Linked DNA regions of Homo sapiens: region 1 is linked to region 2. A link is a loop called in an ENCODE intact Hi-C map of the cell type or tissue named here. Cell type or tissue: natural killer cell. All regions are shown on one strand. Links, peaks and the distances in the headings refer to the core of each region. The heading gives the core; the rest is flanking DNA.

The links. Peaks named below come from ENCODE experiments on the same cell type or tissue, not always from the same donor. Only the 100,000 strongest peaks of a DNase experiment are listed, where the experiment ranks them.
Region 1: it touches region 2 in a loop (7-fold over the local background); 4 of 110 quality-filtered maps call a loop at or near these places.

Annotation. Positions count from the first base shown.
Region 1 is chr19:28,702,650-28,717,928 of GRCh38, reverse strand. It overlaps the pseudogene LOC100420587. Among named protein-coding and RNA genes, the nearest start is that of ERVE-5, 100 kb to the right of the region's middle. In natural killer cell, for the core only: CTCF peaks have their summits at 7,227 and 7,427 (motif pointing right); a DNase peak (open chromatin) is centred at 7,428.
Region 2 is chr19:28,626,502-28,641,780 of GRCh38, reverse strand. It overlaps the pseudogene LOC100420587. Among named protein-coding and RNA genes, the nearest start is that of ERVE-5, 27 kb to the right of the region's middle. RefSeq lists a silencer at 7,805-8,099. In natural killer cell, for the core only: CTCF peaks have their summits at 7,643 and 7,854 (motif pointing right); a DNase peak (open chromatin) is centred at 7,870; H3K27ac peaks cover 1,186 bases.

The sequences.
Region 1 (15,279 bases), core at 3,088-11,087, 78 kb before region 2:
TTGGATTTGATTTGTGTGTATAGTGAGAGATAGGAGTCTAGTTTCCTTCTTCTGCATATAGATAACCAGTTTTCCCAGCACCAGTTATTGAAGAAGCTGTCTTTTTCCCAGTGTATGTTCTTGGCACCTTTGTGGAAAATGAGTTCGCTTATGTGTGGGGATTTGTTTTTTGGTTCTCTATTTTTTATCATTGGTTTATGTGTCTGTTTTTATGCCAGTCCCTGAAGTTTGGTTACTATAGCTCTGTAATATAATCACGAGGTCAGGAGATCGAGACCATCCTGACTAACACGGTGAAACCCCATCTCTACTAAAAATACAAAAAATTAGCCGGGCGCGGTGGCGGGTGCCTGTAGTCCCAGCTACTCGGGAGGCTGAGGCAGGAGTATGGTGCGAACCCGGGAGGCGGAGCTTGCAGTGAGCCGAGATCGGGCCACTGCACTCCAGCCTGGGCAACAGAGCAAGACTCCGTCTCAAAAAAATAAATAAATAAAAAAAATTAAAGTCAGATAATGTGATTCTTCCAGTTTTGTTCTTTTTCCTTATGATAATACTGAATCTGTAGATTGCTTTGGATAGTATGGACATTTTAACAAAATTGCTTCTTCCATTCCATGAACATGGAATATTTTTCCTTTTTTTGGTGTTCTCTTTCTTTCATCACTGTTTTATAGTTTTCATTATAATCTTTCACTTCTTTGGGTAGTTCCTAGGTATTTAATTTTATGTGTAACTATTTTAAATGGGGTTACTTAAATTTTTTTCAGATTGTTCACTGTTGGCATATAAAAATGCTACTGATTTTTATATATTGATTTTGTATTCTGCGACTTGACTGAATTTATCACTTCTAGTAGTTTTTGGGTGGAGTCTTTAGGTTTTTTTCAAATATAAGATCATATCACTTGCAAACAAGGTAATTTGACATCTTCCATTCCAACTTGGATGCCCTTTATATCCTTCTCTTGTCTGATTGCTGTAGCTAGGACTTATAGTACTGTGGTGAATAACACTGGTGAAAGTGGGCATCCTTGTGTTCCGAATCTTAGAGGAAAGACTTTCAGTTCTCCACATTCAGTATGATAAGAGCTATGGGTCTGCTGTATATGGCTTTTATTATGTTGAGGTATGTTCCTTCTATACCCAGCTTTTTGAGAGTTTTTATCATGAAGGGATGTTGAATTTTATGAAATGCCTTTTCAGCATCAATTGAAATGATCATATGGTTTTTATCCTTCATTCTGTTGATATGATATGTCACATTGATTTGTGTATGTTGAACCATCCTTGCATCATGGGGATACATTACATTTTGTTATGATGAATGATCTAATATATTAGCGAATTTGGTTTGGTAATGTTGAGAATTTTTCAATAAGTATTCATCAGAGATATTGGCCTGTAGTTTTCTTTCTTTTTTTTCTTTTCTTTTCTTTTTTTTGATGCGTCTTTGTCTGATTTTGATATCAGGGTAATACTGGTCTTGTAGAATGAGTTTGGAAGTATTCCCTCCTCTGCTATTTTTTGGAATAGTTTGAGGAGGATTGGTAAAACTCAGCAGTGACGCCATCAGTCCCGAGCTTTTCTTTACTTGGAGATTTTTTATTATAGCTTTGATATTGTTACTTGTTATTGGTCCATTCAGGTTTTAGATTTCTTCCTGATTAAATCTTGATTGGTTGTATATATCTAGAAATTTGTCCATTTCTTCTGTATTTTCTGATTTATTGGTATATAGTTGCCTATACTATCCAACAATGATACTAGGAATCAAATTCTTTGAATTTCTGCAATATCAGTTGTAATGTCTCGTTTTTCATTTTTGATTTTATTTATTCGTATCTTTTTTTTTCTTTTTTTTAGTTTGGCAATGTCAATTTTGTGTAACTTTTTAAAAAACAACCTTTTGTTTCATTGATGTTTTGTATTTTCATTTCAGTTTTATTTATGTCTGCACTGATCTTTATTATTTATTTTCTTCTAATTTTGGGTTTGGTTTGCTCTTGCTTTTCTAGTTCTTTAAGATGCATTGTTAGATTATTTATGTGGAGTTCTTCCTCTTTTTGATGTAGGCACTTATAGCTATAAACTTTCCTTTGAGTACTGCTTTTACTGTATCCCATAGGTTTTGCTATATTGTATTTCCATTATGATTTGTTTCAAGAAATTGTTCAATTTTCTTCTTAATTTCTTCATTAACTCTCTGGTCATTTAGGCGCATATTGTTTGATTTCCATGTATTTGCATAGTTTCCAAAATTCCTCTTGTTATTGATTTCTAGTTTTATTCTATTGCGGTCAGAGAAGATGCTTGATATTATCTCAGTTTTTTTGAATGTTTGAAGACTCGAAGGTACTGCCTTCATGGTCTTGAGCAAGATCCGGGAGAATTCTCTGGATTACCAGGCAGAGACTCCTGTTCTCTTCCCTTACTTTCTCCCAAGCAGAGTTTCTCTTCTGAGTCACCTAAAGTTGAGGGTGGAGTGACACAACCACCCCTGTGGCCACCACCACTGTGACCGCACTGGGTCAGACCTGAAGCCAGCACAGCACTGAGTCTCACCCAAGGCCTACTGTAACCACATCCTGGCTACTGCCTATGTTTGCTCAAGAACCTGGGGCTTAACAGTCAGCAAGTGACAAAGCCAGCCAGGCCTGTGTCCTTCCCTTCAGGGTGATGAGGTCCCCCAGGCTCCAGGTGGATCCAGAGGTGTCATCTTGAAGTCAGGGACTAGAGTCAAAGCCTTAGACGTCTACCTGGTGTTCTGTTGTACTGTGGCTGAGCTGACACTCAAACCACAAGATGCAGTCCTTCCCACTCTTCTGTCCGCTTTCCAAAAGCAGAGGAGCCTCACCCTGTAGCTACCACCATCCCAGGCCACAAGGACTACTGCCAGACTATTGCTGATGTTCCTGTAAGGCCCCAGGTCTCTCGACTCAGTTGGTGGTGAATGCTGCCTGGCCTGGGACTCACCCTTCAGGGCAGTGGGCTTCCCTCCCTCTGACCCAGGACAGGTCCAGAAATGCCATTCAAGAATCAAGTCCCAGAATTAGGGACACTAATAGCCCGCTGGGTACTCTACCCTGCTGTGGCTGTGCTAGTACCTAAGGTGAGAGACGAAGTCCCCTTTACTTTTCCCTCTGCTTTTCTCAAGCTGAAGGAGACTTGGCCTGTGGCCCACCACAGCTGGGAATGTGCTGAGTCTCCCCTGAAGCCAGCAAGTCTCAGTGGCTCATCAAGGCCCTTGACGTAGTACCTGGGTATAGCTGCTGGTTATTCAGGGTCCAAGGGGTCTTCAGTTGGCAGGCGATGAATGCTGGCAGGACTGGGTCCTTTCCTTCAAAGCAGTGGGTTCCTTGTAACCCAGGATGTGTCTAGAAATGTCATTGGGGGTTGGGAGTTAGGGCCTGGAATGCGGCATGGGGAAGCCTCACAACTCTGGCTGGTGACCTATCCTGCTGTGGCTGAGCTGGTATCCAAGATGGAAGATGAAGACCTCCCCACTCTTCCCCCTCCTCTTCTCAAGTGGAGGGATGGGGTCTCCTTTAGAGCTGTGAGCTGTGCAGTCTGGGTTTAGGGGAGGGGTGATGCCAGCACTCCGGTAGACACCCCAGCTGATGTCTCAGTAGGTTGTGTGCCCCCACCAAGTCCACTGTGTCTCTGTGTTTCTGGGCCCAGTTCAGCCCTAGGACTCACCTAAGAGTCGCAGTCCTTATGGCCTAGTGTGCCTGTCAAGTTTACTTAGAGACACAAAGTGCTTTAGCCCTCAGTGGCAAGGTTTGCAGGATCTCAAGTTTGGACTGCTGGGATGAGTGATTCCGCTCTGGCTGGGGCTGGTTTAAATGCCGCCTCCATAGGTGAGTGTCAGCTGAGTTTGGTCTAGTTTTCCTTTCTGCTGTGGCAGGACAGCTCAGTTTAATGCCTTACAATTGCAGTGCTCTCCCTCCTGCAGCACCCAGATATGCTCTCTGTACCACACAGGATGGTGGGTGAGGGGTGGCATCGGCGATTCAAGACTGTTTTTTCTATCTCTTCCATGCCTCTTTTCAGTGATATGAAGTTAAAACCAGGTGCTATAGGTGCTCACGTGATTTTTAGTTCTTACCAAAGAACTGGATAGTTGTTAAATTGGTGTCCTTGCACAGAGAATGATCAGAGGAGCCTTCTTTTCCACTACCTTGCTCTGCCTCCTCCATTCCCATCTTAACACACTCTCCTCTCAGCCTCTACGACAGCACTATTCATTTGGTGTCTCACCGGCTTGGTTTTCTAGTCATCTTGCCTAGCTCTTCTCTCATGCTCTAACTTTTTAGAGTGTTCGAGTTACCAAGGGATCAATCCTATTACTCTTCTTTTTCTCATCTACTCTACCTTGGAACCACATTATAATAACTTGGGGATTTTCCTTATAGACACATCCAACCACTACATGAAGAAGGAATGATAGAATATCCATATTTTGTAACCACTAATGAAATAAAGGTTGTAGGCAGTGATCCTCAATGACTGCTGTAATCTTTAGGTGAAAAACTAATAGAGAACTTCATAGTGGGTGAATCAGGCTGACAACACCTGAATCCATTGATCAGTCTTAACCTCACAAAAAGAGATGGCTAGGCGTTATAGAAGTCTTCACTTACTGTTGTCGACAGGTTCTTGGAAACTTCAACTTTAAGCGAAATTACAAAACCAATGTTACCATAGGCTAATAGATACAAACAAAAGTTAAAGTTCCTATGGCCTATTTCTGGTCACAAAAACATCACCAAACTTCTAAATAAAGACCAAAAACAATTTTAATCTTGAACATTGAAATAAATGTGAATCCTGTATACATATAAGAAAGATTATAAAAACAAAATAATTATTTACCCAATTTTTGGTGAATCAGTGAGTCACGGCAGTCATGGTGGTGGTTGGTCAAATTGAGGAATAAATGTCGGCAAAGTAAAAATTGTAAGGAGTACCCTTTACCACCACGTGGTTCAAACCGTCACCAACTTGATGGACTCGCTGAGTGATTTTATACTGCATTGTTTATTGTTGTGCATTTGTATGATTATTGTCTAATTTAAGATTTTTTATTTGACAATAATTCATATTCATTCTTTCATTTTCCAACCTGCTTATTCCAGTTCAGGGATGCAGGTGGCCAAAACCTATCATGGCAGCTTAGGGTGCAAGATAGGAACCAGCATGAGACACAATGCCACTTCATCCCAGGGTGCACTCACACCCACACTCAGACTGGGACGATGTCGACACACCAGTTCAGCTAGCATGCTCATCTTTCGTATGCACATCTTTATGATGTGGGAAGCCAGAGTACCTGTAGAAAACCCATGCAGACATAGGAAAAACATGAAAACTCCACACAGACTGCGACTATGGCCAGGAATTGATGTTTATTCCCTTATATAGTGAAAGGCATTCAATGAAAGGCTGATATTAGAGGACTTGCTATATGTGCTTCCCGATGCAAGTACATCATACCTCACTTGAAGTATTCCTGCCAAAAAGTCTTTCCTGAAGCCCATCAAGCTCTAGATCTTACTATCAGTTTACTAGAAAGGAAAGAAACAGAAAAACATGTTAAATGACCCCATGGATAAGTAATCAACAAAATTCAGTGTGTGTGAAACTATTAAATAAATTACAAGGGTAAAAAGAGCAAGGGGTAATGTATAGAATAAAAGTGATTTAAGAGACGCATCCATTAAGGGCCACAGCTGGCCTTGTTTGGATCCTAATTTGAACAAGTCAACTGTAAAACAACAACAGCAAAAGAGAAAATTAGGAAAATTTGAGTACTGACTGGATATTTGGTAATATTAAGAAATTAAAACTTTTTTGGCATAAGGATTTATTTTAGAGCTACATACTAAAAATTTGTGAATGATTTGATACATCTGAGATTTGCTTCAAAATAAGCCAGGGTCAGGATGATGAGAGGAGAGGAGCAGAGGGTAGGTTGGTGAGGTAGAGATGAAATAAGATTTCTCCCAAGTGGGTAATTCTTGAAGTTGGCTGATGGATACATGATATTCATGATACTATTTTATCTGTTGTATGTTTAGAATTTTTTGTAATAAAAATTTGTTAAAGTGCTTAGAGAGCTTTAAAAAACATGTGAATGCTAACCCCCTTCCCTCCGCAGATATCTGATTTATTGGTCTGGGATAGGGAATCAATTTTTTAAAGTATCCCGGGGGACCCTAATGTGCAACCAGGGTTGAGAACTGCTGCTTTATATTATGTCCCTAGATGATCTCATTTACTGCTTTAAAACTATTAATATGCTGACACCTCCCAGATTTATGTCTCTAGCCCTGACCTTTCCCTGGATCTCTGGGCTTGTATATTTCTCTGTACATTTGACGTCATTACTGGGAGGTCAGATAGGCATCTCAGCCTGAACATGGCAAAGACACAACTCTTCATTTTGAACCCCAAACCTGTTTCTCTCCCAGTGTTTTCTATCTCAACAAATGGAACTACTACCTGCCCAGTTAGAGATGGTCAATAAATACTACTTCTGATAAAAAGAAAGTTTTAAAAAAATGAGTGTTATAGAAAAACCCCTCTAGCTGATTCAAAGAAGGTCTTTATCTTGTGTGACTCAACTGATAACCATAGCAAATATGCAGCATTCTCTGAGATATGAGAATTGCTTTGATTTATTCTTTAGCTCTCATCCCTCCAGAATCCTAACATTTGGAGCCAGTGATTAAATTTGAATGATATTAAGTTATTTTTCAGGTTTTTCTACCAGAACATTTGGAAGAGTTGGGATGAAGAAAAGGATGATGCATATGATTGTTTTGTCAGACGTGTTAAACCTCAATTGAGATTGTGTTTATTACTGACCTTGTACATATTGAAAAAATAGTTACCATGGCTTAATTTTACCTTTGTGAGACACACACATGCGCAATGCACGCACACACACACATACACACACACATACACACGCACATACTCTTACTCCAAGGGCCTATAGACAGAAATAGACCAATATACAAATAGTGCAGCCCCTTTTCAAGTTATTAAATGAAACGAACAAGTGCAGAGAAACCTGCTTTAACTGTTTATAAACTAAGCCTAAAATCAGGAGGTTTGTGAACATCTATTTAATGACAATTGTTTGAAAAACAAAGAACTTATTTGCATTATAGAGACTTTTTTGCTTGAAACTTAAATAATACTTTTTTTTTAAAGTATATGGCTTTACTCTAAGTTCCTATAGTAAAACATACTAGGTTAAACTAACAGATGAATCAAAAATACCTAAACGCATTCTTCTAATTTATCATATTTTGACAAGGAAAAGCTTTTCCGTTCAAAAATACCAAAATTAATCATGCAACCTAAATTAAGTAGTTGTTCTATGCTGATCTTGTTACATGCGACACTTATCTTTCCACTAGATGGTGCTGTAAGACCAGTAATTTTCTCCTGTATTCCTGAGCAGTAAATTAACAGGCAATGCTGCAATAAAATTAGAACTCACACTAAAAAGAATTGTAGAAGGTAATTTGTTTTTCCTATGTGAAAGATGATTTGACATTATATAAGACAAGGCCTTTACATTTTCATGCAGTTTGATTTGATTTAGTAAGTTTCTCTTGGTTTAAATAGTAAATAATAACAAAATTTTTTAAAAAATGAAAATCTGGTTAATGGTTCTACCTGGTTTACAATTATGTATGTCTGATTTCAGCTTTCATAAGTTGACTGTGATTTCTACCTTTCTAATTTTTCTATTGTGCATTTCCTATTTTTCTATAGTGTGTTCAGTACAATCCCAGAACATCAAAAAGCTTGAATATTTTCTAGGTTTGATACACTTGCTCTTAAAGAGCAGTGATTGGTTTTGATTGAAGTAGAATGTAATGGTAGGTAAATATAATGCATATCTGGCAAATTTGATCTGTATGTGGACAAAAAAAATTGTATTCTGATTTGAGAGCCTTGCATGTGTGGACAAGTAATGATCTCCATACATGCCTTGTACATCACTGGCAGATGGGACAGCATAAGGGAGGAATTGTCTTTAGTTACGGAGAAGAAACTGTGGCACTTGATGGAGAAACTGGAATGTTATCACATGTATGCAGACTCTAAAAAGGTTCCTGGGCTAAGATAGGAGTAGAGCTATCAGCAGGCAAGATCAAATCACTGTCTTGATTTTGCACCATGTGGCAAATATTTTTCCTTTCTAATTCAAAACACACTACTTCAGAACTTAGGGGTCTGAAGATGATGTTGGTTCACTGGTTCTAGACTGTAAAGTATCAATCTAATGAGAAGAAATAAGCTAACTTGCATGGATATTGGAAATGCTAAGAAACTTATTTTAAAATTTTAGTCTTAATCTTCGCAACTTAATAGACCAGTGGTTTGGTTCGTAATTTCTTATTTGCAAAGTAGATTTCTAGAGTATCTTTAAATGAGTGTGGATAACCAAAGTAGACAAAATCCTTACTTTTTCAAGCTTTACCCAATCCATTTACTTGGAAAAGCAAGAAAATAAAATCTTCTGTTCATTTTAAATATTGAGTGTTCACCATAATTTGATATGAATTAGGATTTTGTTCAGCTTTCTCCCCTCCCCCCATCTTCTTAAGAGCATGACGAAGTTAAAAAAATAATAATCTAAGACAATAGTTCTCAACCTTGGCTACACATTACATGCTTGGGGAACTTTAAAAAATACCTCTCCACTTTCAGAGGCCCGTTTTTATTGCTCTGGATGTTGGCCTGAGCATCTGTATTTTTGAAAGATCCTAGGTGATTCTAATATTCATCAGAATTGAGAAGCTCTAACCTAAGGCACAGCTAGTTGATATACATTTAACTGAAAAATAAAGCAATTATTTTAAAACTACAGGTAATGGCAATATTTTATTTTATTGTTAAACCCATTAATTTAATATCTATTGACTGTACATTTATAAATTATTTTATTACATTGAGACATACTTTTTGTTCTGTCATTATATTTGAGAATTTATGTAAATGAATAAATTTCAAGTGCCAGTAAGGTGGTCCAGTACAAGGTTATTTTGTGTTAATCATTCTCTAATAATGACAGCATTTTTTTCCCCTCAAAATCTCAAAGGTTTATTTTTTTGAAATCCCCTGGTCTTTCTCTGGGAATATTCAACATAATTTTGTGCCTATATAGTGCTTTAAATGTAAGGAAGGACTAGACAGTTTGAGTCATTTCTAATTTTTGATCCTATAAATATGGTAATCTTTTAAAACATTTTAAAATCACATTCAGATCTCTGAAAAACATGGCAGTCTTAACCATTGTGAAACAATTTACTTCCCTCTATACCCCTACTCCCCAGTTGGCCCTTGCCACCCACTCCTTATTAAGATTTTGAATCTAATATATGAGAAGAAAATAATTTCTTATTAAATAATGATTACAAATTGTACAATATGAACTTTAGGTAATTCTAAAGCACAAATGTTTGGATCTAAGAAAAAACAATTCCTCAAAAGAAGAAAAATTAATGACTTCAATGAAGTGGTGTTTGAAACTTTCAACAGTTACCACTTAGAGTACTATTCAGAGAGACTTAACATGTACCTGAGTTATAAAGCACTTTTCTTAGTGGGTCTTTGAGGACTCCATGGGCTTTCTTAATGAGAAAAAATGTGTCTGAAAGGCAATGGATTTCAGTTTGCTTTTAAACTCTCAGGGATTATGACATTCTTGAAAACTGAGTTCCTTCAGGACGTGACTACCACAATCTGTTGTCTCAATGTGAGGAGAGTTACAGCAAATTTTTTAATCTGAGAAGCAGTTTGGCAAATTGTAGCTCTGAGCAGGAAAATATCTCCATGGTTGAAGGGTTAAAATTGTATTCAGAGATTGAACAGGTGAAGCAAAAGCTAAAACTCATGGAGAGTCCTTTGTTGAGGTATGTGTGCCTTTGTAATTCTTAGCTAGTTAGCATCTTTTCTTCCTTGCTATCTTACTGAGAACTGTTAGGTCTGTTTGGTTTCTTCATGGTATGTGTTTGGTTATCAGAATTCTAACATCTAAGCAAAGGGTGTCCATCCAGTTGTCAGAAGTTCCACCCATGAGATCTCCTCCACCATGATGACTGGTCTGCTGTGGACCCTACTCATGGACAGGCTTTGCCAGGTGCCTTGGGGGAAGATATAGAAATTCAGGTAAAAGAAGAGTGTCTTGCTGCAAGTGGCTTTTTTCCTTCTGATTCACCATAGGTTTTCATGAATTCTACACAGAGCTTCCCAGAGGTGGTTTTCTGTTAAATAGGAAGTAGTGAGAACCCTGCCTTTCATCAGCAGTAGCCACTTACCAGGCATGCATTAGGTTCAGTCCACTACCAAAGGAGATGCTTCAGCGTGCAGTGTTGGCTCCATTTTCAGAGTGAGACATGAAGGCACTTGGAATAATACTCGAGTTGCTTTGTGGGGTTGTATATTTGTCACTTTGCACACTGCCTATAAATACCTGATAAAGAAAAGAGGTTTAATTGGCTCACAGTTCTGCAGGTTATAAGGACACATGGCAGGGGAGGCCTCAGGAAACTTACAATCATGGCAGAAGGTGAAGGGGAAGCAGGCATGGCTTAAATGGCTGGAGGAGGAGGAAGAAAGAGAATGAGGGTAGGTGCTACATACTTTTAAACAACCAGATCTCATGAGAACTCTGTCATGAGACAGCACTAGGGGGATGGTACTAAACCATTAGAAACTGTCCCCATTACCCAGTCACCTCCCACTAGGCTCCACATCCAACACTGGGGATTACAATTGAACATGAGACATGAGACTTGGTTGGGGACAGAGATCCACACCATATGTGGGTGTATATTTGCAAATATGTTGTTGTTTTCTAGTTCTTCGGTGATCCATTATCTGTTATAAATGCCTGCTATGAAGGTGACACTGTTATCGTTTGTCCTGACCATTTTGTGGTATGTGGCATAATGGAGTGCAGTGTTGACTCCATTGAGTTGGAAGGTGGGTATGGAAGACACAACCAAACTCTCATGCATGACATGATTAAGTAAACAATAAATGACTGTTCTTGTCAAAGCTCCAAGAATGTGATTTCAACCTATTTCACTTCAAATGAATTATTGAATTGCCTTGAAACATTAAAGGCATTGGAAGCTTAAAAGGAGTTGACCCAGTTTTTGAGTAAGTGGACTTGTGGTTCTTTGTAGCAGTGTATATGTTGGGAAGATACTTACAGGGCTGTATAGAAAAAAGACCATGAGGAAGAAGCAAACTATACAGATCGTAGGTGATTTATGGAAAGGATGTCAAATTTCTAGAATTAAAAAAAAAAGATTCCCAACAATATTATTTTTAATTTCAGTATTTTTTAGTTTGTTACTTGCTCTTATCTCATAGATATTGTGATATCTTAGTGCATGGCTGTTTGTTTTTTGTTTTAAATTTAGCTTATTTTTGTGAGAGATATGGTGAAGGGCGTTTTACTTGAAATTGGTATCAAAAATTATCTTAATTCTCTAAAAGTTTGCTGAGTGTCACAAATGCTACACTTTGTGTCTTGACACAGTATACTTTTGAAAACGTTAATGTTGAAAGATTAATATTAAATATATAATAGTTAATAGATAACTATTATCTGCTTTAATAGATATCTTCAATATCTATTAAAAATAACTTTTCCAGTTATAATCTTTTTGTTCATTTGGAGTAATTCCTAAGTTCAGATTACTTTACAATTGTTCATCTTGGTCTTGTATATTTCCGTAATGTGTCAAATTTAGTTGTACCTATTCAACTATTTACCAAAACTGCTACAAGTTAGCAATGAAGCTTGTAATGCAAAAAAATCATATATCATTTTGGGACTTGTGCAGCTGTTCACTAACTGCTTAAGCTGTGTTCTTGATCTTTATCTTGTCAAAACTTCTTAATGGAAGCAAGGCTGGGAGTTTAATTTCCTGCTGTTCACTAGTACATCATCTCACTCCCTTTTTTGTTTTATGTTTGTTAATTTTGTTCTTTCTCCTCTCCAATACTTGATTTATAATAGATGTGTATGTATAAGTAACACATGTGCAGGATAAATCACTGCAATAAAAACACTTTATTTTTTGGCAGAGTAAAAATAACATTCATATTATAAATTGTATAGTAGATAAGAGTTCTTAGATTGGTGAGGAAATTACAATGTAATTGCCAGAGTGTCATAAATAACCTATCAAATTCTGATAGTTGAGTGTAAAAATGACTGTAAATTTACTAACAGAGGACATTTCTGAGAATTGAGGAATCAAATGGTATCTCTGGTGTGAATATATGGAGCACTAGCTTATGAGTAAATTAAAGCTTATCTGATAGTAATCTATACCTAACACTTAAGAGATATATTGAGTACCTACTATGTGCAGGGTATTAATAGTACTTATGGTTGGGCTTCTCTTTCTTTAGAAAATCTGTTCACTTTAGGTAATGGCTTTATGTTTTAAATTGATAAGAATACGTAATTTGTGTAAAAATCTGTTTTTTCTTCAATATGCAATTCTTTTTCTATTTATAATTTTTCTGATGCTAAAAAAACAATGGTTATTGTAGAAAATATTCAAAGTACAGGCAGACACATACAGAATCAGAAACAAAATTACTCACTGTTCAGTCATTTCTAGTCCACCCTGGTAGCATTCCAGTGTATGGAGTCATCTTGCCTTCTCTAGTGCCCCCAGAGGCTTGTCTGTACCCTTCAAGTATGGATAAGTTCAGTGGCTTTGCCTGTTTACTGCAGTTACTGCTTTCATGTACTCAAGGACTTATCATTAGACAATGAGGTCTTTCTTTCTTACAGCTTCGTCTATGTGTTTGTCTTCTGTTTTATAATGAAAGTCAAGCGAGTTCTTTAGTTTTCCGATATTCCAGGTTTTTGTAAGCCCACTCAGAGGCTTGGCCTGTATTACTGATTTGATTAAGATTTATGGAGAGCTAATGCTTTTTGTTGATTAATGAAATAGACTGTTTTTTCCTGTAGCTAAACTGTCATAAGTCAGTTTGTCAGATTTTAAGTCATTCTTTCTACGAGAATATTAAAATTAGGTAATCTTGAGAACTGCTTAGGTTTATTCAAATGTAATTTGTATTAGAATCATAGAATCTCAGATACTTAAGGTTCCTTCCACAGCACCCATGCAGTTAGACAAAAGCTTAAGAGAGCTGAATGCTTTAAAGCCCTTTGACCCAGTTGTAGATCCTTAGGATTATTTTTTAACTTTCATGGCAGCTTTGTATGTGCATTTTGTGCTGGGCTGTTCTGAGATGGCTGATAGAGTAGTCTTGCTAGTATGGGGACACATTGGGAAGTTGTTATTGTTAAAAATTTGATGCCCTGGTTTAAATAAGATATGTGGGGAGATCGACTTTATTTAAATGCATCTGGGTTGACTGGTCTCATTATCATTTCAAGCCCCTTGCACTAGAGAAATGTGTTCTACATTTTTGTGTTTGGACATTTCCCCTCACCCACCTTAAATGTTTCTGTTCTCTTCCTTAGGATATGGTCTACCAATTAATATTGTGATAGAAAAGAGGGAAAAAGGTGACACTTCTGTGGACTGCATGAATGAGGATATTAACATCTCAGGCATAAGATTTGTTCAGCATGGTGTTATAAAAGAAATCTTAAATGTCTGACTGTTTGGTGTATTTACTCATTCTAGGCTTTGAAGGAAAACTTTACTTTCTATGGAAGATAGAATTTAATGAAATGCCACTGTTGAGTACAGGAATACCTAGTTGTATTGTGCTTTGCAGATATTGAATGTTTTATACATTGAAGGTTTGTGGTAACCCTGCTTCGAGTAAGTCTACTTGGCCTCATTTTTCCAATAACTGGTGCTCACTTTATGCCTTTGTGTGACATTTTGGTAATTCTCACAATATTTCAAATGTTTTTATTATTATTATATTTGTTATGCTGATCTGTGACCAGTGGTCTTTGATATTACCACTGTAATTGTTTTGGGGTGATGTGAACTGCATCACCATAGAAAAATGGTGAACTTAGTAAGTGTTGTGTGTGTTCTGACTATTCCAACAATCAGCCATGCCCCCTTCTCTCTCCCTCTTCTTGGGCTTCTCTATTCTGAGACAAAGCAATATAGAAAGGAGACCAATTAATAACCCTACAATGACATCTATGTGTTCAAGTGAAAGGAAGAGTTGCATGTCCCTCACATTAAACAAAGTCTAGAAATGATTAAGCCTAGTGAGAAAGGCACATCAAAAGCCAAACACATGAATAAGAGAGCAAAACAGCCTTATTACTAATATGGAGAAAGTTTTAGTTGTCAGCATAGAAGATTAAATCAACTACAACATTCCCTTAAGCATAAGCCTACACAGCAAGGTCCTAACTCTTTTTAATTCTGTGAAGGCTGAGAGAGTCAAGGGAGCTACAGAAGAAAAAGTTGGCTAGCAGAGGTTGGTTCATGAGGTTTAAGGAAAGAAGTCATCTCTGTAACATAAAAGTGCAAGGTGAAGCAGTAGTTTCTATTGTAGAAGCTGCGGAAAGCTATCCAGAAGAGCTAGCTGAAGTCACTGATGAAGGTGGCTACACTAAACAGCAGATTTTCAGTGTAGATGAAATGGCCTTCTATTGGAAGAAGATGCATCTAGGACTTTTCATAACTAGAGAAAAGTCATTAGTTGGCTTCAAAGCTTCAAAAGACAGGCCAATTCTCTTACTGGTGACTTTAACTTGAATCAGTGGTCAATTACAATTCTGAAAATCTTAGGGCCCTTAAGAATTATGCTATGTCTATTCTGCCTGTGCTCTAGAAATGGAACAACAAAGCCTGAGTGGTAGCAAATCCGTTTATTGCATTGTTTGCTGAATATTTCAAGCCCACTGTTGAGACGCACTGCTCAGAAAAAAAAAAAAAAATCCTTCCAAAATATTGCTTACCGAACAATGCACCTGGTCACCTGAGAGCTCTGACGGAAATGTGCGAGGAGATTAATATTCTTTTCATGCTAACACAACATCCATTCTGCAGCCCATGGATCAAGGAGTAATTTCAACTTTCAAGTCTTAATATTTAAGAAATAGACTTCATAAAGTATAGCTTCAATTGATAGTGATTTCTCTGATGGATCTGGGCAAAGTCAATTGAAAACCTTCTGGGAAGGATTCACCACTTAGATGTCATTAAGAACATTCAAGACTCATGAGAGGAGGTCAGAATGTCAACATTAACATTGGGTTTGGGAGAAATTGATTCCAACACT
Region 2 (15,279 bases), core at 4,703-12,702:
TTGTTTTACACAGACACAGCTGTGTACGGTGCCACCATTGATGGAGGGAATGCTGAAAGCAATGGAATGATGTAGTTCTTGGTGCTCATGTTGGCAGTGGGACGAGATGGCCTGAATAACAGGGGCGGCCTAGGAAGAACAGAGGCAGCAGGAAAAATCTGGATCTGGATACAGGAATGATATGGCAATCTGGCTCCCCCTGAGGTCTGGGCCTGGAAGTTAGGCTGGTGTGACTTCAGAGCCGTCTGCACTGCAGAGGCAGACAGAGATGCAGAGGATGGGACCACATAAGCTGGCCTGCTGCATTCAGGGGCCCAGGACCCCACGATGACATGGCAGATGCAAGCACAGCAGATGCGCTGGGCTGCTGAAGCTGGTGCCAGCTGGCGCATCAGCGATGCTGAAGGCCCAGACGTGCAATGTAGACAGTTGAAGGTTCATCTTTTGGGAGTAGGCCCTGGAGATAGAAATGGAAAAACTGTAGGCTGTCCTCTCAGAGAGCTCAGAGCTGGGGAGAAGGATATACACACAATACAAGATCAGAGCTTAAATAAAGATCCATTTGCTGATAGTAATGGGCTACATAGAGATTTAAGATTTAACCCACCAGGACAGAGCCTGGTCCCTATCTGAGTTCTCGGACTAGCTAGATGTCTGTGCTGATGCTGAGCTCAACAAGCTCAGAAGCATCCTTCTTGGATCCCACAATGCACCCATTTGGGTAACCTTGTCTTTAAGAACTGAGTCATCTCCTCCGTGGTTGCCCTTGTTTTCTAAAATGGGCAGAAGCTTAATTTGGTGAGGTTTTTCATTTTCAGGTTTTATTTATTATTTTAAGGCTGAAGAGTTCAAATCTTTCGTTCATCCTTGAAGACATGTCACAAACAGGCTAGTGACTCCAAACCTTCGGGTGTGATGGAACCTCTTTAAGATACTGCCTGACTCACAGAATTGTGTGTATATTTGCACTTTGCAGGGAACCTGAAAAACTCTACTGGAAGCTATGGAGTAAATGTGGGCTGGGGAGGGAGAGCCTCAAGGGATCAGTGAGACAAGGCAGGGGAGAGGGAAGCATACAGAAAACATGAAGGTGAGTCATGAGGTTTGTGAAGCTTGTTTTTCTGCTCAGAAATACACTCAAGACAAACATGAGAAAGGCTAGTCTTGGAAGCCGAAGCAATTTTCCTTCTTTCTCAGGCCCAATCCCAGCGTTCACATGGGCAGGGGAACAAGGGGTGGATCAGGGAGGGAGGAACCTCCATGCCACGGACAGGCAATGTGAAAGCAGGCCCAGCAGCCTCGGTGATGCCCCTCCCTCCCTCACGGCCTGTGGACAGTCCTTGTCTGATGGTCAGGGGACTCTCAGTAAATGCACTGAGGGTGGGTGCTTGGAAACATTGAGCGGGGAAGGGACTGACTAACCGGGAGCTGAGCAGAATGGCTGGTTCTCCCATGAGTCCTGGCAGGGTGGGCACTGCATGGTCAAGTGTGCCTGCACTCTGGGAGGGCCTGTGTTCCTTCTCAATGACTTCACAGCAATCCACAGACTCAAGTTAATACCCAGGTAGCCCCCGACCCTAAGAACAGGGCAGCAAGCTTAGACAAGATCACCCATGGGTGCCAGACAAGCCAGTTACTGCCCACTTTGGGGTAGGAGGTATACTTAAAAGACAGGGTTACTCTGGGCAACTATTTTGTTCTCTTTTAAACATTAACTTTAAAAAATTACTCAAGTCATATATGTGATGTTTGTAAAATAAGAAAATGTTGCTGAGAAAATAAAAATCTTCCACAATGTCACTCCTCTGAATATTTTGAGATTTAACTGTCTGGATTTCTTCGAGCTTATGAATGTACAGGTAAAAATCAATGACAATGCGATCATACTGGTCCATACCATTTCACTCAACAGCACATTCTAGATTTCTTGTAAATCATGTCACCTTCTCATGGGCTCGTGCCCCATGCCCCAGTAGATGAATGCGTCATTATCCCCTGTGGCTGGACAGTTAGGTTGTTGCCAGCCTTTCAGCTTTGCAAATGGCACTATAATGAACCTCACTGCAGATAAATTCCATTTCCAGAGATTAAGGAAATAATTAAAGACAAGTGCAAAAAAAAAAAAAGATACACTTTTAAGTCTTTGAATACATCTCACCAGATTACCTGAAAAAGTTTTTGACAGTCCCTCCACCCCAGCAGATGTCTGTGAGTGAGAGTGCGACTGAGGACTTCAGAGGAAGATGCCTAGGGATCTTGCCATCTAGGACATATGTTCGTATGTTTTGTAAGAGATTACAGTCTTCCTGTCCTCTGTCTGGCACAAATGGAAACAAAAACACAACAATAGCAATAAAACCAACTTAAAATTGGATGTTTAATTAAAACAAGTTCTTTTTTTGTTGGGGATGAAGATCTGCTTTATCCAGTGTTAACATCTTTACTAGAAGAAGAGAGGTTTTAATTAGATTTTGACAGTGGTGTCAGTTTAGCCTCTTTGATCTTGAAAACGCTGTTTTTAGAGGAGGATGGGGTAGAGGTGGCCAGGCCCAGCAAGGGAGAGCAGGCTCTCCCATGTATGCCTTCAAGGGCTTCCTTAAAGAGCCTGCCCTGATTAAACAAAGTGAACCAGCACCGCCCCAGTCACTCTAGATTAGACTTCTGTTTAATTGTCTCATTAGTGCTTCCCAGTCAGCAGAATTTGGCTCATGTATTGAAAAGATAAATTCAGATTAAATAGAGGCTCTAGTGCCTTCATCTAGAACCTTGCCTGATGCAGAGTAATCAACCAATAAATTGTTGAAAGAATGAATGAAAACCCATTCATTCAGATATATTTTTGGTCTTTGTTGACTTTCTTTGCTATGGTTGATGCAGGGATGGAGTAGGCCCCTTTTCCAAAATAGGTGTGAAAGCAGTCTGACCTAGAAATTTCCAAGATCATGGAAAATCGTCTTTCTTTTAAAACATTTATGTCTGGGCTCTGCCCTCTGGGTACAAAATTCTTGAGGTGTTCTTGTATCCGGTCTTTCCTCAACCTCAGCACCTCAGAAGTCCTGTGCATCTTGGGCCGCAACGTGAAGAAGTGACTCTGCAAGTTGGGCTTTGGACCTATCTGCAGGGCAGCAGCACTCAGGAGAATGACCACACAGTGCTGTTGTGATAAGACCATCTCTGAAGAGGAAAACCTTCAAGTGCTGACAATTTTGAGCTGCAAGGGTATACTTAGAATGTTGATGAAGTGTTTTGTGCTGTGAATGCTGTCATGCCCCATAGTCATGAACAGAGACCTTCACAGGTGTGAGGAGAGACCTGACAAAAGGCCCTGCTTGTTTTCACCAGGTCCTCAGACACTCCGAGGAACCGGATTAATCTTGTCGGGGTCAAACTTCAAGGGCAGAGGGCTAATTGCTTTCTCTTACCTGGTGGGATCAGATGATAAAACCAAATTGGAGTGGAGATGGATGGAAGAGGTGGGAATGGCTCAACATCATGATGGAGAGTAGCATGTTGGTCACATGGAGGCAAATAGATTTTTAATAAGGAAAAATAATTACCAGTGAGTGAAGTGTCTGACTTTCCTGAAGATTTAAGCCACCTTGAGACCAGAATGAGAAACAGCTGGCAAACATTTTAATCAAGGCAAGGAAGCTGTTCTGCCCTCCAAAGAAGAAACTCTTTCATCAAAACCCTGTTGCCTTGTTTATTAAGGGAAGTAAGAAATGATTTGGCCACTGGGAGTAACTGCAGCAGCTTCAGAGAAGCCCACCCATGTGTGAAAAGACTGGTGCACCTGAGAAGCAAGGCAGAAGCCTGGGAACATTTTAGAACCAGATGCCACCCAAACTGCACGATGCGGTGATGATAAAGACTGCAGGGGCCTGGGGCAGGTCAGTAGGCTGGGGGCAGTAGGGGTCTGTGCCCCAAGAGGCAGGGACCGGAGGCTCTTTGGTGGAGGGCCAACCCCAGGCAGAGCCTGTCATGGCTGCAGACTTCCCATGAACCTGGATGCAGGACTAGCAAGTGGGCATCATAGGTGACTGATTAAGGGCTTTGTCCAGATGGCCACCAAGGATCCATTTCTGGGTCTTTCTCTGGCTCAAGAAACCTTTTCACTACAGAACTGCACTGGTAACTGCCCTTCTTAGGCACACAGTACGTGAATGCAAGTGTCTTGTTAAGGCAGGGGAAATTATCGTGATTTATTTTCTCATTTGTTTTCTCTTTTTCAATTCTGGCATTGTAACAGGGAACACAGCTCAATCAAGGTTCGGCAGCTGAGAAAATCAGAGAAGGTGGGGTGTGGCCTGGAGGAATTTCCTGCAGAGGGGTAAATGGCAGGCCAACCCCATCTGGGTCTTTCCCATGCCCAAGAAACTCTTTCAGCAAAGCCTGCTCATTTCCTTCGGGATCTTCCCTGCCCTGATAATCTCTCCATCCGTCCCTCCTTTCTAAAACCAGTATTTTCGTTCATTCTTTCATTCAAGATATATTTTCCTGTTTGGGAATTTTCATCCATGCGTTGTCCATCTTCCCACCCATCCCACAAACATTAGAGCAGAGCCGTTTTTGTGGGGGTCTCTGTACCCAGAATTGGAATCACACCTTGAATAAAACATGGAATTTGTTTCTTCCCTTAAGGAGCTCAACGTTATTTGGTTGAATACGTTCTCATTTAAAACCTCTACCATTCCCAGAAAACTTATTAAAGATATGATTAAAGAGATAATCACATAACCTTACTTAGTTATTGAATAAGCTTTTTTCCTGGTCCTGAACACATGAGTGACGAAGGCTTCTTGAAGACGGTTCACTTGGCTGTGAACAGTGCTGCAATGCTCAGGAACAAGGCTCAGTGCTCAAGGGTGGGAGCTGTCACCACATAGGTAACACCTACTCTTTTTGTTCCTTGATAGCTTGGCTCAGGAAGGATGATGGTCTGCGAAATTGACATTAGAATGTCTGCAGAAAATCCCCGGATGAGGGAAAAATCAACATGATCCAATGCTGAACTAGTTTAGGCCTGTGCTATTGCTGGCGAATGGATGCCACTACTGAGCACAACCCTGTCTCCAGAAACATCTAGTTATGACCCCTCTCAATCTCTATCTACAAGATGAAGGCTTTTGACCTGGTCTATGTCCACTCCATGCTGATGACTTATACAAGTGGCTGTGGCTCAAGACAAGCCAACCACAGGGGACAGACAGCAGGTGCACAAGCTTGTAAGAGTAGAAATGAAAAAGAACCCCTTAACTCAATTTGGAGAAGTGAATACTTGAACCCTGAGCGTCTTTGCAGTGACGCCAGCTCAAATCAGGGCAGGCACTTTCTGTGGGAGGCTAACCCTTGTTTGCCATCTTGCTTTCCACTTGCATATGGAAGTAACATGCACTGGGGTAGAGGGCGTGGAGACAAGGGACTTGCTACATTTGTTCTGACGGCAATGTGATATAATCACCCATCTCATCTGAGACTGAGTCATATTTTATATGAAAGACAAGTTCTTTCTCTTTATAAAATGCAATTATACATAAATAGTTCATGTCATCTGCTCTTGAAATTTTAGCAGCAGGACTTAATGCTGCTGGTTACCATGGTAACAGGCAAAGTTGGTGATATTGAATATTACTGTATTAAGTTCCTCTGCGTGTGTGTGTGTGTGTATGTGTGTCTGTGTGTGTGTTTTAATGGCTGTGTTGCATATAGGGGATAGTTTTTTCCAGACTACAGTGTCAGAAAAGTCAGAACATGAGACTGTCACCGATGTGTCAAGTGAATACATTGGAAAAGTCGAGCCCAGCACAGATGCCTTTCATTTCTTGCTCATATCCTTTATTTCTTGCACCCATCCCTCCCTGCCAATTTTATTAAGGTATAATTGACAAATAAAATTATATATCTTTACAGTGTACAATGTGATGTTTTGATACAGTATACATTGTGAAAATATTAAATCAAGCTAGCACATTTTTTGCAGTGAGAACATTTAAGATCTATTCTCTTAGCAGTTTCCAAGTATACATTATTATTGTACATTCGGTGCAATAGATCTGCAGAACTTACTCATGCTGTCTACCAAACTTTGTTTACTTTGAGCAACATCTCATTTTGCTCCCCCATCCCCAGTACCTGGCAAACACCATTCTTTGCTTTTGTGAGTTTGAAATTTTATTTCATTTAAAAAAATTTTAATTTTTGACACTGGTGGTATATGTGCTTGTTTGTTACAAGGGTATTGCCTGCATAATGATAGAAATTGGGCTTCTAGTGTTTCCATCACCCAAATATTGAACACCGTATCCAACAGGTAATATTTTAGTCCTCACTCCCCTTCCACCCTCCTTCCTTTTAAGAGTTTCTAGTGTCTGTTTGCATGATATTTGCATGATCTCATTTTCTACCCTTTTACTTTGAGTCTGAATGTGTCTTTAGCCAGTAGGTGGGTCTTTTTTAGACAGCAGATGGTTGCATCTTATTTTTTTTATAACCCAATTTGCCACTCTGTATCTTTTAAGTGTACAATTTAGGTCATTTACATTGAAAGTTAATGTTGATATGTGAGGTTTTGCTCCTGTCATTGTGTTATTAACTAGTTGTTTTGGAGTTTCAATTGTGTAATTGCTTTATAGGATCTGTGAGCTTTGTACTTTGGTATCTTTTTCTGATGGTGAGTATAGTACTTTCATTTCCATATTTAGAACGCCTTTGAGCATGTATTGTAGGATCTGTCTAGTGGTGACAAATTCTCTTAGTGTTTGCTTGTCTGGGGAAGACTTTATTTCTTCTTCATTTATGAAGCTTAGTATGGCAGAATGTAAAATTCTTGGTTTGCATTTATTTAAAGAGGCTAAAAATAGGCCTCCAATCTATTCTTGCTTCTAGGGTTTCTGCTGAGAAGTCCAGTGTTTGATCAATTTTCCTTTCTAGGTGATTTGAGTTTTTGCTGTAGCTGCCTTTAATATTTTTTATTTCTTCAGCATTCACTTAGCATAGTCTGAAGACCATATGCCTTGGTGATGTTCATCTTGTATAGAATCCCACAGATGTTCTCTGAATTTTTTGTATCTGGATGTTCAACTCTCCAGCAAAATTAAGAAAATTTTCTTGAGTTATTTTCAAATATGTTTTCCAGTGGCTTACTTTTTCTCTTTCAGGAATGCTAATAAGTCATAGGTTTTATTGCTTTAGATAATTCATATTTCTCACCAGAGAAATATGGTTTCTCTGGCTTTGGTTTTCAAAATTATTTTTACTTTTGACAAATTAGTTTCAATGATCAGTCTTCAAGCTCTGAAATTCTTTCTTCTGCTGGTGTAATCCATTGTTAAAGCTTTCAACTATATTTTCAAATGTCTTAAGTAGGCTTTTTATTTCAAGAAGTCCTTTTGCATTTTTTAAAATATATTTATCTTTCCCATCATTTCCTGGATTGTTTTTATAGTTTCTTGTGTTGGTTTTCAACCTTGTCTTCAATCTCATTTAATTTCCTTGCAATTTATACTTTGAACTCTTTGTCAGTTCTCAGTTTCCATTTTGGTTAGGGTATATTTCTAGAGAGCTAATATGATCCTTTAGTCATGTCACAACATTCAGATTTTTTCATGATGCCAGAATTCTTATGCTGATTCTTTCTCATCTGGAGCAGCTGCTCACAGAAAACCACTCTTATTTTTGAATTTATTTTTGTTCAGATGGGATTTTTTTTTTCTTATTTGTTTTTTCTTTCTCCATCCCTCCCTTTCCCTAGGGAGTGACTGTGGAGTACGTTGTGTTGCTAAAGCTTTGCTTCTATAGCCCACGCACTTCCATTGGCCAGGCTTTATATTTGGCTGTGCAGTTCAACCTGCAGGCCAGTAGATGGCGCTGACGGGTAAGAGCCAGCTTGTGGCACAGCAGATGGGTAGGTACTTGGTCTTTGTTTACTGGGAGGTGCTCTCTGTTGCTTCTGGTGATGGGCTGGACAGTGAAGTGCCTGGTGCCCTGAGTTTTCTGTTCAGCAGGGAGTGGGTAGAGCTGGGCAGAGCTGGACCCCCTGGCTTGCCCACAAATACTCCAATGCCAAGTATAGGCACCAAGCCTTGTGGAGATGGCTTTGGGAGCTCCCAGTGACATGTGCTGAGGTCTCTACATCGGGTGAAGGGGCTGCACTAGCTCCATGCGCTAGATAGGCAGGAAAGTGATCTATTCCCAATCACACCAGTCCTGGAACTCGTGACTCTCAGTTCAGATCCTCACTGTTGTCTACATCCAAGCCACAGTGGGTTGAGAGCTGTGGAACACACCTGTCTTGAGACTCTCCACAGGAGTGGTTTTGGGGCAGAACCTTTTCAGCGTATGGCTCTCTTTCCTTTGATGTGGTAATGATGTTGCATTGTCAGGGCCAGGGGATACACTCTGCCTTTCAGCCCCTGTGGATGGGTATCAGTTGTGGTGGTGTCAACTGGTTGGGCTGGCCTGACCTCAGGCCCTGGGAAAAGTGGTTAGGTGCCAGCACTGTTGGATTGGTCTACATAGCGCCCCAGTTCTCAGGCCCTTAGACGGCCTACCGGACAGAGAGTATGGGTCCTTAAAACCCATTTATGCCTAGTGTTCCATTACTGGAATACTAAGCATGTGGGACTTATTTATATCCCACTGCTCAAGATCATCGCCAAGGTCTGATTGGAAAAATTTAAAAAATTGCAACCTCAGGCATAAATGGGTTAAGGGGCTGGACTGGGGTTGGGGCACCCTAGACTTCAGGAGCTGGCTGTGATGGGGAAGGGGCTGGCTGGTCCCTGAGAGGCTGATAGAACCCTCAGGCAGGGGACAGACAGAAGGCCCAGGTGGTGGGAGCCTGAGGGCAGCACAGGCCTGTGGGGACTGGGCTCTCAGAAGAGCTGTGGTTGCAGCGGAAATGCTCAGGCAGGAGCCAGGTGGCCTTTCACTGGGGGAAGGGAGGGCCCCTCAGGGCACTGGAGATTGGCACCTGGGGGGCACATGACCTACTCACACTTTGCTCCTGCAGAAGCAGTTCTGGATTTTGTTCTTGGGGTCATGCAGAGGTCCCAGGCCTCCTCACTCTCTCCCTGGCCTGGGAGTCGGGGTCTCAGAGAAACACCTAGCCAAGGCCAGTGTTTCTGCAGGGGTGGGTCAACTGTACAGGGGGCCTGCAACAGGTAAGCCCCATTTCGCAGGAAGCAGCCGAGGCCGGGAGTAGTGTGGTGTGTGGTCTGGCAGCTCCTCTGCACAGCAGCTGTGCTGTCTCTCCTGGGGGTGTGCAAAGAGCCTCGCCTCCCTCCTTGGCATGGCAGCTGGCACCAGGCTGACTGTGGGATTCCAGGTGGGCTTGAGCGGTGCCTCTGCAAAGTTTCTGGGTGGCTCTGTGTTCAGCTGGAGGCCTAAGGAGGATTATGGGGGCTCTCCTGTGGCTAGGATTGTAAAAGTCTGTGATGGAGAGGTGGGTCCCGGAGCCTCTCACCTCATTCACCCCTTCCTTGGAGTAAGAGCCTCTCTTCACTCCACACCGTCCCAGCTCCGCAGGCTGCCTGGCTCCACTGTTCCCTGCTTTCCTTGGGTCCCATTGGTTCTCTGGTGAATCCGAGCATGCTCTCTTAAGATGATCTATGTGAAGTGTGAGGATTTACTTGCCATTGTGGTTCCTGTCTGTGAGAGAGGCATGGGCTTGCTGCTTCTAGTCAGCCATTTTGAACTAAAACCTCAACAACTTTTTTGATTCCTCATTTGAGTGAAATCGCATGGTAGTTGTCTTTCTGTGCCTGGCTTATCTCACTTAACGTAACTTCCTCTAGGTTCATCCATGTTCTCACAAGTGACAGAATTATCCTTTTTTAAAAGCTGAATAGTATTCCATTATACATAAATGTATGTGTGTGTGTGTATATATATGTGTGTGTATATATATATGTGTGTGTGTGTGTGTGTGTGTATATATATATATATATCTCAATCTCACATGTGCTCTATCCACTCATCCACTGATGGACACTTAGATTGATGCCATATCATGATTATTGTGAATACTGCTGCAAAGAACATGAGAGTGCACATGTTTTATTGACATACCAATTTCATTTCCTTTTGATATATACTGTTGAAGTCAAATAAACTATAGAGATGAATCTCTGACATGAACATGTTTTGTTTAGGAAAAATTGCAATTGGGAAGATATACACAGACTGGGTGGTCTTTGGTGTATCCAAAGAACAAAGAGAAGGTCGGAAGTTTTATAACAAGGAGAAATGTTATGTATTTGTTTTTCAAGAAAGTTCGTGGCACTTGTAAAGTTCTGGGGAGCAAGAAAGCTCTGATTGGTGAGTGGTGGTGATGGTAAAACTAGTCCTAGATTTGCAGCAGGTTGTGTCAGTAGCTATTAGATAAAACTGGCTTCAGGTTACTACAGGCAATTTCACAGCCAGGCTTGCAAATAATTATATTCTTGGAGCGGTGTTATGTACCCTGAGTGTTTTCCCCCTCTGGCTTCTCAACTCTGTTTTCATTCAGTAGAATGACCCAATTTTTATAATCAACTTTCACAATACTTGGAAGTGAGACAACTGGATCCTATGGTAGTTCTATTCTTATTTTTTTTAGGAATGTCACTACTGTTTTACAAAGTGGCTGTATTAATTTACATTTCTGCCAACAAAGTACAGGGATTCCTTTTTCTCGGCATTCTCGCCAATACTAATTTTTTGTCTTTTTGATAATAGCGATTCTAACAAGTGTGAGGTAGTGTCTCACTGTGGTTTTAATTTTCATTTTCCCGATGACTAGTGATGTTGAACATTTTTTCATATACCTGTTGGCCATTTTTATGTCTATTGGGTCCTTTGCCGATTTTTGTTTGTTTTATGTTGAGACATATATCCATGTGTTTACATATGTGAGACAGGGTCTTGTTCTGTCAACCAGGCTGCACTGCAGTGGCACAATCCTGGCTCACTGCAGTCTTGACCTCCCAGGCTCAAGTGATCCTTCCACCTCAGCTTCCTGAGAAGCTGGGACCACAGTCGTGCTCCACCACACCCAGCTAATATTTTTTTCTTTCTTTTTTTGAAAAGACAGTTTCTCATCATTTTGCTCAGTCTGGTGTCAGACTCCTGGGCTCAACAGATCCTGCTGTTTTGCCCTCCTAAAGTGCTGGGATTACAGATGTGAGCCACTGCAGCTGGTCCCTTTGCCTGTTTTTTAATAAAGTTATTTGGTTGTTTTTTGTTTGTTTTTTGCTATTGAGTTGAGTTCTTCATATATTTTGGAAATTAACCCTTTATCAAATATTCGGCTTGCAAATATTTTCTCCTATTCTGTAGGTTGTCTCTTCTGTTAACTGTTTCCTTTGCTGTGAAGAAGCTTTTTAGCTTGATATAATCCTATTTGTCTATTTTTGTTTCTGCTGCCTGTGCTTTTGGTGTCATATCCAAAATATCATTACCCACACCAATGTCAAGAAGCTTTTCTCCTATGTTCTAGTCATTTTGCATTTCCAGGTCTTATATTTGAGTAATTTATTTTGAGTTTATTATTGTATATGGTATAATCCAATTTTATTCTTTTCCATATTGATATACAGTTTTACCAATACCATTTATTGAAGAAGAGACTATGTTTTCCCCATTGTGTATTCTTAATACCTTTGTTGAAGATTGGCTGTAAACATATGGATATATTTCTGGACTGTCTATTCTGTTCCATTGTTCTATGTTTCTGTTTTTCTGCCAGTACCATGTTGTTTTAATTACCGTAGCTTTCTAATATATTTTTGAGATCAGGTAGTGTGATGCCTTCAACTTTGTTTTTTGTTTTGTTTCATTTCTAACTTCTAAACAATATGGAAGCTTCCAGCTTTTTTCTTCTCACTCATGATTGCTTTGGCTATTTGGTGTTATTTTGTGGCTTCATACCAATTGTAAGATTATTTTTACTTTTTCTGTGAAGAATGACATTGGAATTTTGATAGGAATTGCATTCAAACTGTAGATTACTTTTGATTATGTGGCCATTTTAACAATATTGATTCTTCCAATTCATAAATATATTTTTTCATTTACTTATATCATCTTCAATTTTTTGTCAGTGTTTTCACCTCCTTGGTTAAATTTATTATTTTATTTTTGATGCTATTGTAAATTGAATTGTTTATTTCTGTTTTTAGGTACTTTCTTGTTAGTATATATAGTTGCTACTGATTTTTGTATGTAGATTTTGTATCTTGCAACTTCACTGAATTTGTTAGTTTTAACAGTTTTTTGGTGGCATGTTTAGGGTTTTCTATATACAAGATCATATCATCAGCAAACATAAACAATTTCTTTCTTCTCTCCTCTTTGGATGCCATTTATTTCTTTTTCTTACCTAATTGCTCTTAGTAGTATTTCCAGTATTAGATTGAATGGAAGTGATACAAATGGGCACCCTGTCTTGTTCCTGATCTTAGATGAAAAGCTTTCCACTTTTCACAGTTGAGTGTCATGTTAGCTGTGGGTTTGTCGTATATGGTTGTTACTTGTTGAGAGTTTTTATCATGAAATGATGTTGAATTTTGTCAGTTTTTTTTCTAGCATCTGTTGTGATAATCATATGTTTTTTTTTTTTTTTTTTTTTTTTTTTTTTTTTCAGACGGAGTCTCGCTCTGTCGCCCAGGCTGGAGTGCAGTGGCGGGATCTCGGCTCACTGCAAGCTCCGCCTCCCGGGTTCACGCCATTCTCCTGCCTCAGCCTCCCAAGTAGCTGGGACTACAGGCGCCCGCCACTACGCCCGGCTAATTTTTTGTATTTTTAGTAGAGACGGGGTTTCACCATTTTAGCCGGGATGGTCTCGATCTCCTGACCTCGTGATCCGCCCGCCTCGGCCTCCCAAAGTGCTGGGATTACAGGCGTGAGCCACCGCGCCCGGCCGATAATCATATGTTTTATATCCTCTATTCTGCTAATGTGGGTTCCCATTTATTGATTTGTGTATGTTGAATGTTGAATCATCCTTTCATTCAAAGAATAAATCCTGCTCAATCATAATGTATGATCCTTTTAATGTACTGGTAAATTCAGTTTGCTGGTATTTTGTGGAAGATTTTTACACCTATGTTCATTAGGGATATTGATTAGTAGTCTTCTTATAATGTCTGGCTTTAATATCAGGGTAATGCTGGCCTAATAAAGTGAATTTGGAAGTGCTTCCTCCTATTCAGTTTTTCAGATAAAAATTTGATAAGGACTGGTGTTAATTCTTCCTTAAATGTTTGGTAGAGTGCACCAGTAAAACCGTCAGTTACTGGGCTTGTCTTTATTGGGAGATTTTTGATTACTGATTAATTTCCTTACTCATTATTGGTCTGTTTGGATTTTCTGTTTTTTCATGATTCAGTCTTGGTAGGTTGTATGTTTTTAGGAATTTATCTGTTTCTCTAGGCTATCCAATTTGTTGACATATAATTGTTCATAGTATCTCTAGAAATCTTTTATATTTCTGTCATATCAGTTGTAATGTTTCCTCTTTCATTTATAATTTTATTAATTTTAAGGATTTTTTTATCTGAAAGTTTTCTTTTTTTACTTAGTCTATCTAATGGTTTCTCAATTCTGCTTATCTCTTAAAAACACACACACACACGTCTTAATTTCCTTAATGTTTTCTATTATTTTCCTAGTCTTTATTTTCATTTATTTGTTTCTGTTTTGATTTTTAATTCCTTCTTTCTGCTGACCTGGGCCTTAGTTTGCTCTTTTTTTTCTAATTCCTTAAAGTGTAAAGTTAGGTTGCTTATTTGAGATGTTTTCTCTTTATGTAGGTGTTGGTCACTATAAATTGTCCTCTTAGAACTGTTTTAGCTGCATGCCATATAGTTTTGATATGCTATTTTTTCATTTTCATTCATCTCAAGATTTTTTTTGTTTTCCCTTTTGACATCTTCTTTGACCTGTTGATTGTTTAGATGTGTGTTGTTTAATTCCTACATATTTGTGAATTTTCCAACTGTCCCCCTGTTCTTGAGTTCCAGTTTTATACCATTTTGTTGGAAAAGAAAATCGATATGATTTCAGTCTTTTCTAATATGTTAAAACTTGTTTTGTAGCCTAACATATGATTTGTCCTGGATGTTTTTTCATGTGCACTTAAAAAGAATTTCTATTTTTCTGCTGTTGGGTGGAGTGTTCTGTATATGTCTGTTAGGCCCATTAGCCCCCCAAGTCCACTGTTCCCTTATTTATTTTCTGTCTGGATTATCTATAAATTGTTGAAAGTGGGAGTACTGGCTTGGTGCAGTGGCTCACGCCTGTAATCCCAGCACTTTGGGAGGCCGAGGCAGATGGATTACTTGAGGCCAGGAGTTCGAGACCAGCCTGGCCAACATAGAGAAACCCTGTCTCTACTAAAAATACAAAAATTAGCTGGGCCTTGTGGTGCATGCCTGTAATCCCAGCTCCTTGGGAGGCTGAAGCATGAGAATCCTTTGAACCTGGAACACAGAGGTTGCAGTAAGCTGAAATGATACCACTGCACTCCCACCTTGAGAGAGCAAGACTCTCTCAAAAAAAAAAAAAAAAAGGAAGAAAGAAAGAAAATGGGAATCCTCTACTATTACTGTATTGTTGTCTATTTCTCCCTCTATAACCATTAATATTTGGTTTATTTAATAGGTGCTCCAATGTGCACCCAATATGCATATATATTTGCAATTCATATATCCTCTTGATGAATTAACCACTTTATCATTATATAATGACCTTCTCTGTCTCTTGTGACATTTTCTTTTACTTAAAGTCTATTTTGTCTGATATAAAAATAGCCACCCTGGCTCTTTTTTGTTTATCATTTTCTTTTTTTTTTTAATTATACTTTAAGTTCTAGGGTACATGTGCACAATGTGCAGGTTTGTTACATAGGTATACATGTGCCATGTTGGTTTGCTGCACACATTAAATCATTATTTACATTAGGTATTTCTCCTAATGCTATTCCTCCCCTACTCTTCTACCCTAGGACAGGCCCTAGTGTGTGATGTTCCCCGCTCTGTGTCCAAGTGTTCTCATTGTTCAGTTCCCACCTATGAGTGAGAACATGCAGTGTTTGGTTTTCTGTCCTTGTGATAGTTTGCTCAGAATGATGGTTTCCAGATTCATCTATGTCCCTGCAAAGGACATGAACTCATCCTTTTTTATGGCTACATAGTATTCCATGGTGTATATGTGCCATATTTTCTTAATCCAGTCTATCATTGGTGGACATTTGGGTTGGTTTCCAGTCTTTGCTATTGTGCATAGTGCCACAATAAACAT